2 separate regions of the Homo sapiens genome follow, and region 2 is linked to region 1. Evidence: read pairs that join two places in POLR2A ChIA-PET (ENCODE). Cell type or tissue: IMR-90. All regions are shown on one strand.

Evidence for each region. Peaks named below come from ENCODE experiments on the same cell type or tissue, not always from the same donor. Only the 100,000 strongest peaks of a DNase experiment are listed, where the experiment ranks them.
Region 2: POLR2A ChIA-PET joins it to region 1 with 8 read pairs; 8 of 35 experiments call an interaction of 5 or more read pairs at or near these places.

What each region holds. Positions count from the first base shown.
Region 1 is chr22:41,027,953-41,030,452 of GRCh38, forward strand. No RefSeq gene overlaps it. Among named protein-coding and RNA genes, the nearest start is that of SNORD140, 45 kb to the right of the region's middle. In IMR-90, no CTCF peak of the experiment used is centred here; a DNase peak (open chromatin) is centred at 1,079; H3K27ac peaks cover 157 bases.
Region 2 is chr22:41,180,897-41,183,396 of GRCh38, forward strand. No RefSeq gene overlaps it. Among named protein-coding and RNA genes, the nearest start is that of EP300-AS1, 15 kb to the right of the region's middle. In IMR-90, no CTCF peak of the experiment used is centred here; a DNase peak (open chromatin) is centred at 1,105.

The DNA.
Region 1 (2,500 bases):
GGCGGCGGTTACAGTGAGTGAAGATCGCATCACTGCACTCCAGCCTGGGCGACAGAGCAAGACTCCATCTCAAAAACAAAACAAAAAATTTCCTAGATTGGGGACGGTAGCTTATTCCTGTAATCCCGGCAATATGGGAGGCCAAGGCAGGAGGATCACTTGAGCCCAGGCGTTCAAGAACAGCCTGAACAACATAGAGAGATGCCATCTCTACAAAAAAAAATTAAAATTAGCTAGGCGTGGTGGCCTGGCTACTAGGGAGGCTGAGGCAGGGGGATCACTTGAGCCTAGGAGGTCAAGGCTGCAGTGAGCCCTGATAGCATGACTGCACTCTAGCCTGGGCGACAGAGTGCGACCCCATCTCTCAAAAACAACAGGTTGGGCACGATGGCTCACGCCTGTAATCCCATCACTTTGGGAGGCCGAGGCAGGTAGATCCCCTGAGGTCAGGACTTTGTGACTAGCCTGGCCAACATGGCAAAGCCCCTTCTCTACTAAAAATACAAAAATTAGCCGGGTATGGCGGCAGGCACTTGCTATTCCAGATACTCGGGAGGCTGAGGCAGGAGAATCACTTGAATCTGGGAGGCAGAGGTTGCAGTGAGCTGAGATTGTGCAATTGCACTACAGCCTGGACCACAAGAGGGAAACTGTCTCAAAAACAAAAAACAAAACAAAAAAAATCAAACAACAACAACAACAAAAATTCCTAGCAAAAGCATAGCAGCAATTCACTAATATTACCATGTAGTCCATCGCCCAAAAGCAGCTGGCCTGAAGGAATGCTAGCATGGCCTATTGAAGATTCTGTTCTGGTCCCAGTTGAGAAAAACTGCCTGAAAAGAATGGGATCTGTCTTACACAATGCAGTATATGCTGTGAACCAGTGGTCAATATATAATGCTATTTGAAGGTCTGGAAGTAGGAGTAGCTCCTCTCGCTATTACACCTATTTTTAACTCCTGCTCCCATAGCTTTGAGCTCTGATGAAAGGTCTTAGTTCTCAAGAGAGGAGTATTTGCTAACAAGAGGGGACACAAGTATGGTTTCATTGAATTGGAATCTGGACATTTTGCTCTTCTCAGCTGGTAAGAAAGAGGTTACTCTACTGGCCAGGATGACTCATTCTGATTACCAAATTGAGTTGTTGCTTTACAATGCGGGCAGCAAAACTATGTCTGAAACACAGAAGATTCTGTGTGGCACCTCTTAGTAATTCCATGCCCGCTAGTAAAAATTAATGGGGAATAAAAAAGTTAATGGGAAATTAAAGCAACCCTAACAAAGCAGGACCCCTGAGAATTCAGACCCTTTTGAAATGAAGTTTGGATGTCCAGCGCAATCACAGAACAAAAATGAAAGGGGCCTGGTGTGGTGGCTCGCGCCTGTAATTCTAGGATTTTGGGAGGCCCAGGTGGGCAGATCACTTGAGATCAGGAGTTCAAGACAAGCCTGGCCAACATGGTAAAACCCTGTCTCTACTAAAAATACAAAAATTAGCCAGGCGTGGTGGCAGCACCTAAAATTCCAGCTACTTGGGAGGCTGAGGCAGGATAATTGCTTGAACCTGGGAGGCAGAGGTTGCAGTGAGCCAAGATCGCATCTTTGCACTCCAGCCTGGGCAACAAGAGTGAAACTCCATCTCAAAAAAAAAAAGAGAGAAAGAAAAAGAAAGGAAGGAAGGAAGGAAGGAGAGAAAGAAAACGTACTAGAAGAGGCAATTTATGAATATTAACCACAGCCTCGTGAGCAGTTACAGACCTGATACAGAGGATTACAGCAGCTATGCACTGCCGTGGTGCCTTTAGACATCATGCTAACATTCTATCAGACCAGCAGCTTCAAAGTGATGGGCTATAAGGTAGGATCAGTGTCAAGCTATTGAGGTTCTTTCAGACTATATTGTGATGGAAAGCAGGAGAGGTAGCCCTGGTGTACCCTGGGAATGTGGCCTGCTATCCATCCAGTTAAATGCAATTTGCTTTGAGCTTTTTTTCGGGTAGCCATCGAAAAGAATACATTTGCCAGATCAATAGTAGCCTACTGGGTGCCAGAGGCTGTGTTGCTCTATAATGGTCAAGATACTACTTCCTCAAGGGAACTTGGCCTCCCCTTTCATTCGATGGGTTTTGGGCATAAGAGCCTCTCAAATAGGTGAGAGATTGAGATTTTCCAATTTAATGGCTGACATCAGCCATCTGCCAAGACTGTCACTACAGATCTGTATGCTAAAGATCACCTCATTGTCATTCCAGCTTTGTTCCCCATTACAGTAATTGTGTCTACCCTGTCTCTGACGATTAAGTGCTACCACCTGACCTCTGCTGTTTTCAAATCCTACCATCTGTATTGGGGCACCAGGGAGTCCAGGTCCATAGCTGCTTCTTTTATGTAAACCCTGGCCCAAAAGGACAGCTACCATAGAGTTTCTCAACAATGTTGACCCTTCACTGGTGCATTCTGTGTTGCTTTAGTGAAGATGGTGTCTTCTAGAGGTCGT
Region 2 (2,500 bases), 150 kb after region 1:
CTGTGAACAAGTTGTTAAAACAAATGTGTTAGTACACTAAAAAGTACTGAGCTGCTTTGGTATCAATTCCAGATCTTTCTTTTATCACAGAGATTTACACTAACCATATATGACTGCTAAAGGATTTCAGATACGTTGACCTGTTGCTACTATTTTAGTCTGAAAACAACCAGCATCTTTTTTTTTTAAGACAGTCTCGTCACCCAGGCTGGAATGCAGTGGCACAATTGTAGTTCACTGTAGCCTCAAACTCATGGGCTGAAGCAGTCCTCTTACCTCAGCCTCCCTAGTAGCTGGGACTCAAAGGTGTGTACCATCATGCCTGGCTGACTTTTTAAAATTTTTATAGAGACAGGGTCTTGCTATGTTACCCAGTCTGGTCTCGAACTCCTGGACTCAAGTGATCCTCCACCTTGGCCTCCCAAATTGCTGGGATTACAGGCATGAGCCACCTTACCAGCATCTTAATGTGAGGTGAACTCACTCAGCATTAATCAGAGCCAGCCCCAGAAAATGTATCTAGTATCAAGCATCCAGCATCCACCTGCTTCAGCTCAGTGACCCCGCAGATATCCATGGAGCAGCTACATCTGTGCCAGGCCAGGCAGAGCACACATGAACAGCATGCAGCCCTGCCCTCAACCTAACCAGCTTAAGGTCTAGAAGACAGCATGACAAAGTACAAAGCACCAAGTGATCTATGCAAGGAATGCAAGAGGGAATCCATGAAAGAAAACCTAGCTGATGGGAATTGGAAATGTTTCTGGAAAGGGTAGCATGGAAGCTGGATGTTGGAGGAGAGATAGGAAGAGGAGGAGAGGAGGCGGCGCCCAGAAGAGTGCACCACATTCTGCTAGGGAGCAGCTCCAGGTCTACTTGGCTGAGACCCGATAAACGGAAGTAGTGAACACCTGTTCCAGAAATACGGCCTTCCAGCTCCCTAAGACTAGGGGCCCAGGATTCATGTGAATAAACCCTCAAAAGGGAAATGTTTAGAATTCCATCCCATTTCCAAGCAGTAAATTCCCAGGTTTCAAAGCTCTGCCTCTGGCTAAAGACAGCCGGGTTGAAGTGTTAGACCAGTGCATTCTTACTGCAATGATGAAAGCAGGAAGTAGGGGCAGAAGTCATTAAATAGGAAGGAGGCTGGGCACGGTGACTAACACCTGTAATCGCAACACTTTGGGAAGCCAAGATGGGTGGATCAAGACGAGCCTGGCCAACATGGTGAAACCCCGTCTCTGCTAAAAATACAAAACTAGGCCCCGGGCACGGTGGCCCACACCTGTAATCCTAGCACTTTGGGAGGCTGAGGCGGGTAGATGACCTGAGTTCAGGAGTTCGATACCAGCTTGGCTAACATGGAGAAACCCCATCTCTACTAAAAAAAACAGCTGGGCGTGGTGGCGGGCACTGGTAATCCCAGCTACTCAGGAGGCTGAGGCAGGAGAATAGCTTGAACCCAGGAGGCGGAGATTACAGTGAGCCGAGATCACGCCCTTGCACTCCAGCCTGGGAGACAAGCAAAACTCCGTCTCAAAAAAAAAAAAAAAAAAAAAAAGAAGGGCGGGGGGAAAAGCTGCCCTTTCCCAGATCAGAAATAGTGTTATGGAGGTAGAAGATACGGATTAATCCAGAGTCAGCAATATAATAAGATGATTTCAACGTTTGTAGTTTTTTGGATGTTCACAATGAAAAGTTAGGAAGAGGCCAGGTGCAGGTTTCCACCTGTAATCCCAGCACTGTGGGAGACTGAGGGAGGAAGGATTACTTGAGGCCAGGAGTGGGGAGACCAGCCTGGGTAACAGAGTGAGACCCTCATCTCTACAAAAAATAATTAAAAAAAAAAAAAAAAAACATGGTGGCACACACCTGTAGTCTCAGGTACTTGGGAGGCTGAGGGGGGAGAATTGCTTGAGCCCAGGAGGTCGAGGCTGCTATAAGCCATGATTGTGGCACTGCATTTCTGCTAGGGTGGCCGAGTGAGACCCTCCTGGGCTGTTACAGCACATCAATCTATGAAATGGGTCCAGTGTGCTAGCAGTGCCCCAGGTGCTGTCATTCACTTCGCTTACTGACTCCTCAATAACAGCCCCACTCAACAAATGAAAAACAAGCTCAGGTGAAATAAGGTCCTCAAGATCACATAGCCAGTAAAAGGCTTACCAGGACAATGGCCTGTTGGACTCCAAAGCCATTCCTTTCCATGTCCTTTATCTCCTTTACAGCAGAGAAGCCCCACTGGTGGCTGCAAATTAACCAGCAGATGTGTCATAGGGACACTCAAGCAGACTCAAAATACAGACTAAACACTGAAAAGTGGAGGGGAAGGGGACAACTAAGGAAGCATAAAAATAATCTCCCTAGGCTTCTCATTTTACAACCAAGGAAACATCTCCAGACAGTATTATGTTCATGATGAGGTCATCCTACTTAAAGACAGAGGACAAAGGCTGGCATCAAAAAGAAAAAAATTGGCCGGGCACAGTGGCTCATGCCT